Linked DNA regions of Homo sapiens: region 2 is linked to region 1. A link is an interaction called in ENCODE POLR2A ChIA-PET data of the cell type or tissue named here. Cell type or tissue: GM12878. All regions are shown on one strand. Links, peaks and the distances in the headings refer to the core of each region. The heading gives the core; the rest is flanking DNA.

Evidence for each region. ChIA-PET counts read pairs that join two places held together with the same protein. Peaks named below come from ENCODE experiments on the same cell type or tissue, not always from the same donor. Only the 100,000 strongest peaks of a DNase experiment are listed, where the experiment ranks them.
Region 2: POLR2A ChIA-PET joins it to region 1 with 5 read pairs; 3 of 35 experiments call an interaction of 5 or more read pairs at or near these places.

Annotation. Positions count from the first base shown.
Region 1 is chr5:172,032,872-172,037,267 of GRCh38, reverse strand. No RefSeq gene overlaps it. Among named protein-coding and RNA genes, the nearest start is that of FBXW11, 28 kb to the right of the region's middle. RefSeq lists a silencer at 2,015-2,084. In GM12878, for the core only: no CTCF peak of the experiment used is centred there; a DNase peak (open chromatin) is centred at 2,027; H3K27ac peaks cover 253 bases.
Region 2 is chr5:171,942,249-171,946,644 of GRCh38, reverse strand. All of the region lies in intron 2 of FBXW11 (F-box and WD repeat domain containing 11), which reads left to right. Among named protein-coding and RNA genes, the nearest start is that of FBXW11, 62 kb to the left of the region's middle. RefSeq lists an enhancer at 2,597-3,096. In GM12878, for the core only: no CTCF peak of the experiment used is centred there; no DNase peak of the experiment used is centred there; H3K27ac peaks cover 191 bases.

The DNA of each region.
Region 1 (4,396 bases), core at 228-4,227:
AGAGACAGGGTTTCTCCATATTGGTCAGGCTGATCTCGAACTCCCGACCTCAGCTGATCTCCCCACCTCGGCCTCCCAAAGTGCTGGGATTACAGGTGTGAGCCACAGCGCCTGGCCAGAAACATCGTTTTAAGTGGCTAATTAACCCACCACCCTATGAATGTTTATTATCTACTTAATCAGTACTATACAGTTAGGGATTCTGGCTATTTTCTGGTTTTTCATTAGGAATCTTATTCTTTCATGTGACTACATATCTTCTGTGCTAGGTAAAACCATTTCCCTCTACCTTGATGATTAAAAAAAAAATTATCTGGCAAATCTCATACCTTTTCCAAAATCACTTTGTAAAGTCTAGTTACCACGTTTTACTTTCACATTGATGTAAAACTTTTTCTCGGCTGGGTGCGGAAGCTCACGCCTGTAATCCCAGCACTTTGGGAGGCCAAGGCAGGCAGATCACCTGAGGTCAGGAGTTCGAGACCAGCCTGACTAATGTGGTGAAACCCTGTCTCTACTAAAAATACAATAATTAGCTGGGTGTGGTGGTGGGCGCCTGTAGTCCCAGCTACTTGGGAGGTGGAGACAGGAGAACTGCTGGAACTTGGGCAGCGGAGGTTGCAGTGAGCCGAGATCGTGCCATTGCACTCCAGCCTGGGTGACAAAAGCTAGACTCCATCTCAAAAATAAATAAATAAATAAATAAATAAAATAAAATAAAATAAAACTTTTTCTCAGGCTAGGCATGGTGGCTCATGCCAATAATCCCAGCACATTGGAAGGCCAAGGCGAGTGGGTCCCTTGAGCTCAGGAGTTTGAGACCAGCCTGGGCAACATGATGAAACTCTGTTTCTACAAGAAATGCAAAAAATTAGCTGGGCGTGGTGGCACACACTTGTTGTCTTAGCTACTCAGGAGGCTGAGGTGGGAGGATAGCTTGAGCCAGGGTGGTGGAGGTTGCAGTGAGCCAAGATCACTCCATTGCACTCCAACCTGGGTGACAGAACGAGACCCTGTCTCAAAAAAATAACCTCCTTCTCACCCAGCTCAAGCTTAAACTAAACTTAGAAGCTCATAGTGACAAAGACCGGTGTGGTTGGGACAATTCTCACCAAATGCACCATTTGGATCCTCTACATTTCTGGCCTCCCTGCAGTCAGGCAAGTCCTGGTGACCCATTCTGCCTAATGACATGATTGTCACACCTATGGTGAAGCACACTAAAAAGCCAAGTGCAGGCCGGGTGCTGTGGCTCACGCCTGTAATCCCAGCACTTTGGGAGGCCGAGGCGGGTGGATCACGAGGTCAGGAGATCGAGACCATCCTGGCTAACACGGTGAAACCCCGTCTCTACTAAAAATACAAAAAAAAAAAATTAGCTGGGCGTGGTGGTGGGCGCCTGTAGTCCCAGCTACTCGGGAGGCTGAGGCAGGAGAATGGCATGAACCTGGGAGGCGGAGCTTGCAGTGAGCCGAGATCGCGCCACTGCACTCCAGCCTGGGCGGCAGAGCTAGACTCCATCTCAAAAAAAAAAAAAAAAAAAAAAAAAGAAAAGCCAAGCGCGACCCTCTGGTCTCTCTCTTCCTATTAAAGCACACGAGGAGGCTGTGGATTTTAGATGGTGCAGAACAAGACAGCAGAACCTCCAACAACTTTACCCCTGGTGACCATGGAGAGCAGGGCCCCTCACAATCCACACAGGACACAAGGCATAAGCAAAAGGTAAACTGAATGGGGGTAAGCTGCTGAGATTTTAGGGTTGTTACCACAGCTGTAACTTAACCTAGCCTATTCTAATGTAGTTTGTGTCTTCACCGTTTCTGCCACTTTGCTCTTCTCCTCCAGGGTCAGAGGAGTGAAAAGAGAGTTGGGGAGGAAAAATAACAAGCACATAGTGGATACTGTTTGGGCTCCACCCAGATCCCCTTTTATGGTTTCTGTTTGCCTCGCCCCAGTTCCTGAGGCTTTTGCTTCTAACCGTCCACACCTGAGGCTCTCTTTAAAGGCCTGCTCTTGGCTACTGGAGTCAGAGTCAGAAGTGCCTGAGAATTTACATCCACCCACCCTGAGATGGGTGGGTCTCAGCCAGTGACTGGCTGGTGTGGGAGTATGAAAGCCCAGCTCCCTTGCAACAAGTCAGGACAAACTCTGAGGCATAATTTATATTCTGAAATTCCCCTGTGGGATCAGGCTGAAACTACCCACCCACAGGACTTTGCTTGAGACTGCACCCTTGCTTTGCATTTTCCCTCCATTATCCTCCTTCACCTATTCATTTTCCAATTTCTCCCGGGAGCATTTCCTTAATAGATCACTTGCACACAAGTTCTCATTTCATATTCTGCTTCTGAATAACCCTACTTAAGACATTTGGAACTGGTAATTGTCCTAGGAAATGGACTCTAAGGATGAGATTTGGAATTCAATCACTTGCTGGCCAGATGGCAATAAGGACCCTATTACTGATCATAAGGGAAGTGTTGTTAGTGCCTGGTATGCTATATCGTTGCCATTAGTGAAATATGTACCTGTGGAAAATTAGAATTGAATACAGCTGGAAGGGGTCGCATTGGCTTGTACAATTCAGAGGAAGCAATAATTTAAGGGACTGCAGAATTCGTTTATTGTTGCTGGATGCTGTTGATGCATGAGAGAAAATGACAGGCTCAGGTGAGACAGTTACCAGTTTAAGGCAAGATGTGAAGTCAGAAGTCCTCTTCAGCAGCATTTAAAAAGATTGTTGGCTGGGCGTAGTGGCTCACGCCTGTAATCCCAACACTTTGGGAGGCTAAGGCAGGCAGATCACCTGAGGTCAGGAGTTTGAGACCAGCCTGGCCAACATGGTAAAACCCCATCTCTACTAAAGATACAAAAATTAGCTGGGCATGGTTGCAGGCACCTGTAATCCCAGCTACTCGGGAGGTTGAGGTAGAAGAATCGCTTGGACCTGGGAGACGGAGATTGCAGTGAGCTGAGATGGCGCCACTGCACTCCAGCCTGGGTGACGGAGCAAGACTCCATCTCAAAAAAAAAAAAAAAAAAAAAAAAAAAGACTGCCATATACTGTAGCTGGAAAGCGAACTGTGCTGAAGACCGGGCATAGGACTGTATTGTATTGTAAGAGTAGCAGAACTTCAGCAATGGCTAACTCTGTAGTCCCAGTGAGTTTTCTCCATGAAAATCAGGCCCCTGATAGGGGAGAAATGGAACCCTGAGACTTCGATGGGGATACCTGGGAAGATGCACTTGAGAACATTTAACTCTTAGATTCCCTTGAACATTCTGGGCAAATGTTTGCCCTTGTTAGAGGACAACAGCAGCCCCCTCCTTGCAGAAACTGTGCAGGGGCCTGAACTGAGGCAGATAACCTGCAAAACAATATCTGCCTTCCTCAAGATCTTTCCCCACACCCCTCCTGGACAGTAGGCAAACAACTAGGGCTAAGTCTCAGCATGACCCACCTGGGGAAGTGCTGGTTCTGCTAAGGGTAGAAAAGGATTATTCACCAAAGGATCTGTAGGAACAGACTAGTATGTACTAGCAAGAATACGGGGTGCTTGCTTACAAATGTACCTTGAGGATGCTGAAACAGAAATTGGGGTGGTAGAATATTTATCTGGCTAAAGGAGTGTTTGCTGATATGAGGATTCTCTTCCACAACGCAATATTTAACAGCCTGACAAGGGGCCTTGAAGTTATAATTAACAGAGGAAGAGTGTTTAGGTACTTGGAAAAAATAATGGCCTGTGTTATATGAGGTAATATGCTGAAACTACCATGACAGAGTGCTGAAAAGGAGATCAAAAGTTCCAAAACTAAAGCACCATCAAAGACTCATCATTAGAGTAGGGATTCTACAGGTCAGGCATGAATGTAGTCCTGACCCAGGTCTTTCTTACAATGGGTCTGTAAGACTTCACAGATAATACTTGTTAATCATTTTCTTGATGATACGGTTTGGCTGTGTCCTCACCCAAATCTCATCTTGAATTGTAGTTCCCATAATCCCCACGTGTCATGGGAGGGACCTGGTGGGAGGTAATTGAATGATGGGGACAGTTACTCCCCTGTTGTTCTCATGATAGTGAGTTCTTAAGAGATCCGATGGTTTTATAAGGGGCTTTGCCCCCTTTGCTTGGCACTCCTCCTTGTGAAGAAGGACGTGTGCCATGTGAAGTCCAGGCATAGGACTGTATTGTATTGTAAGAGTAGCAGAACTTCAGCAGTGGGTAACTTTGTAGTCCCAGTAAGTTTTCTCCATGAAAATCAGGCCCCTGATAGGGAAGAAATGGAACCCTGAGACTTGGATGGGGATTCCTGCGAAGATGCACTTGAGAACCAAGTGAAGCCATGTGAAGAAGAACGTATTTGCTTCCCCTTCTGCCATGATTCTAAG
Region 2 (4,396 bases), core at 84-4,083, 90 kb after region 1:
CTGGAGGAAAAGAATCCCAGGTAGAGGGAACAGCAAGTGTACAACAAGCCCCAGAGGTAGGAATGTTTGTGGCATGTTAAAATAGCCAGAAGGCTAATGTCTGGCTGGAATGTGGAATGAGGGAGAAAGTAGTAGGAGATGAAATCAGGGAAGGAAGGAGGAAGGTCATAGAAATTCTGTGGGGCTTCTAGAGTTTCGTAGACTTTGGCTTTTATTCTGCATGAGATGGGAAGTCATTAGAGAATTTTTACCAGAGGGGTCATTGAATGTCTTGACAGGATCCCTCTACCTGCTGTGTAGACATAGAAAGAAGAGGCGGAAGCAGGGAGACCAACTCTAAGATTGATCAGCATGTCAGTCAGGGTTCTCCAGAGAAACAGAATCAATAGTAGATAGATATTTTAGGAAACTGACTCACATGACCATGGGGGCTGGCAAGATTGAATGTTATGAGACAGGCCATTAGGCTGGAAGCTCAGGCAAGATTTCCCTGTTGCAGCCTGGAGGCAAAATTTATCCTTCTCTGGGAAACCCCAGTCTTTTCTCTTAGGCCTTCAATTGACTGGATGAGGCTTACCTACATTATGGTGGGTAATAGACTCAAAGTCTACTGATTGTAAATGTTAATCATACCTAACAATACCCTTACACCAATATCTGCTAATAGATTAGTATTTGACCAAACAACTGGCCATATAACCTAGTCTAGCCAAGTTGACACATAAAATTAACCATCACAAGCAGATTGGAAGGAGGCCACACTTTGGAGTTAGGGATTCAAAATGGAAACAGTTCATGATGAAATGAAAGAAAAGGTGAGTATGAGGTTAGTAAAAATAATATTAATCTTGTTAAGCCAGTATCATTTATAGCATCAATATCTAACAAGAATTTAGTCAGCGGTGATTTGGACTTTGGAGCCTCGGTGTGGTTGGAAGATAAAAATGTGATACGTTTCTACTTGCAATAGTGAAATAGTGAGTGCTTCGCAGAGAACCATTAGTATATAGTGCTCAATTTGTGGAAGAACTATAAGTATGTAGGGAACTTACAGTTAATGAGTACTACATGCCTAAACATGTTACTAAGCTCTTTCCCATATATTATCTTTCTTCACTTTATAAACTTTATAAGCTAGGCACTATTCTGTCTGTTTTATATGTGAGGAAACTGAACTGAGGGAGAGAGAGCTTGTGACCTAAACAGGGGTATCTACCTTCTATGTAGTGGAGCCACGATTCAAACCTAGTCTTTCTAGTTCTATTATACCTTACTGCCTCTTAAAGTAGAAACTATTTTCATAGGGATGATTTTTATATTTTAAGTTGTAAACAGACTTTTCTAAATCCCAGGTCAATTACGCAATAGGAATGCTATTTATGTTGTTATACCAGTAGCTTGCATGATCAGATATCTCCTCTTCAGAGAGACCTTTTCTGACCACCCAATTGAAAATAGCTTCCTGCTTTCCACTGTTATTTTATGTTGCTTTATTTTTTTCCTTCATAGTGCTTAGCACTGTATGAAATTATATTCCATGTTTGTTTGTTTTCCTCCTGTCTGTTGTCTTTTCCCCCACCAGAATCCAAGTTCTATGAGAAAACGGGTCATGTCTTCTTTTTCACTGCTTGGTAAACACATCTGTTTCTAAAACAGTCCCAGCAGGTAGTAGGTGCTCAATAATTATTTACTGAATGAAGAATAAGCATAATAAGCTGGAATGTGAAGGAAAGGCTATTTCTAAGCTTGGTTAGGATTATCTGGTATAATATTATTTGCTGTCATAGTTAGGACTACTTTGGACTTCTTTCTTTGAATTCTGTGAATGTAAGTATTCCTGTGAGTTGAAAGATTATCTTGAAAAAAACTGATTTTGATTTGAAAGTCTTCAAATCAGACTGTATTTTGTTTTGCTTTAAAAAGTTCTCTTTTGATTGTAAAATTAATACTATTTATTATAGACCATTGGGGTAAAAGTGGAAAGAAAAATGAGAAACCACAGTTTATGGAGTACCATTCTTAATATTTTTGGCATGTTTTCTTTTAGTTGTTTTTTTTTTTTTTTTTTTTGAGATGGAGTCTCGCTGTCGCCCAGGCTGGAGTGCAGTGGCGCGATCTCCGCTCACTGCAGGCTCCGCCCTGCCGGGGTTCACGCCATTCTCCTGCCTCAGCCTCCCGCATAGCTGGGACTACAGGCGCCCGCCACCTCGTCCGGCTAATTTTTTGTATTTTTAGTAGAGATGGGGTTTCACCATGTTAGCCAGGATGGTCTTGATCTCCTGACCTCGTGATCCACCTGCCTTGGCCTCCCAAAGTGCTGGGTTACAGGTGTGAGCCACAGCGCCCGGCCTTCTTTTACTTTTAAATCTATGCATATGTTTTACATAGTTGGGATTATTATATATATAATTTATTATATGCATATAAATAGATGTATAATTTTACTTTCTATGCTTTGTATACTTAATAGAATGAGTGTATTAATGTATTCCTATAATTTCTCATAGCATAATTTGACATTGTCTTATATATTTTATGAACTTTCCATAACTTGTCATTTCTTTGGGTGCTTAGAGTCTTTATTCTTAATTATCCAAAAAGCTAATCACCATCTTTGTGCGTAAATCTTTGGCTTCATTTTGAATTAGCTAGGATATATTTCCAGGAGATACATCATATATATCTTGTCAAATTGTTTCCCGGAGTGTTTACGTCTCATTATGCCTTCACTAGGATTGAACATTTTTATTTTGAAAAGCTTTAGCAAGCCTGTTGCTCTGTATAATTTAGTAGCATGCTCTAAATTCAAACCTCTTTACAAGTGGCAACTCTTTCCCCTGAGCAGTTTGAATATATGTTGAGTCAGCTAAGGCATGGCCTACTAAAACAAGATCTAGGCCATGCCCGGTGGCTCACGCCTGTTATCGCAGCACTTTGGGAGGCCGAGGCGGGCGGATCATGAGGTCAGGAGATTGAGACCATCCTGTCCGACTTGGTGAAACCCTGTCTTTACTAAAAATTAGCTGGGTGTGGTGGCGCATGCCTGTAATCCCAGCTACTCGGGAGGCTGAGGCAGGAGAATCGCTTGAACCTGGGAGGTGGAGATTGCAGTGAGCTGAGATCCCACCACTGCACTCCAGCCTGGCGACAGAGCGAGACTCTGTCTAAAAATAAAAACTAAAAAAGAAGATCTGTGCTGCTGTGCTTGGCCAAGAAAAGGATGTCAAGAGATGTCCAAACACCTAACAACAGCCTGCCATTGAGTTGCCTGGCTGCTACAACTAGATTTCAAAATTCAGATCATTCACTTAGAATGGAGTTACTCACAAACTACTTAAGAAAACAGAATCACTCTTATATCTTGGACATATTTATGTACCATGGTTCTGAGTCCTACTATGTCCCATGCCTTATGTTACATGCAGAGAACAAGCTGCCAATTGTTGTAGACAGATTGCATATGAACACTGTCTACCCTAATATAAAGAAGGTTCCTCTCTTTAGAAAACCAACAGTCACTTATTGGCATCCCTGTAAAATCTTTACATTACAGGATGCATCTTAGTTACTTAATTTGGAGTAGAAGGCAAATGTTAAATCCTTCATCTTTAAGACAATAAGAAATGAAAAATTGAGGGTTAAAGTAATGGTAGCTCTGATGATAGTAGATAGGAAGAAACTGTCACCTAATTTGAAAGAAAAAGACTGTCAAAAGAAACATTGCCCAGGGCATCTGGTAGAGTTCACAGAAAAGAGATAGATGGATGAACCCCTTATTTTTAAAAATAATAATTTATTTTTAATTAAATTTAAAAAATTTAATTGATTAATTAATTAATTTTTGAGATAGGGCCTTACTCTGTCACCCAGGCCAGAGTACGGTGGTGTGATCACTGCCCACTGCAGCCTCAACCTCCTGGGCTCAGGTGATCGTCCTACCTCAGCCTTCTGAGCAACTGGACTACAGGTGTGTGCTACCACGCCTGGCTAGTGTTTTTGGATTTTTTTGTAGAGACGGGGTTTCACTGTGTTGCCCAGGCTGGTCTTAAACTCCTGGGCTCAAGTGATCTGCCTGCTTTGGCCTCCCAAAGTGTTAGGATTACAGGTGGTAGCTGTCACAATAGCAATGAGAAAACAGCAATCGCTTTTATGATATTCATTTAAACTAAATCTAACCATAAGGAAACAAAGAACAAACCTAAATTGACAGACTGTGAAACAGCTGGTCTGTAATCTTCAGAAGTGTCAAGGTCGTGGAAGTCCCGCAAAGACCAAATAACTCTTCCAGACTGAAAAAAACTAAAGAAGTGTGACAACTAAAGGCAATGCATCATTCTGAACTGGGTAGCTCTGCTATAAAGGAAATTATCAGGACCTCTGATGAAACTTAAATAAG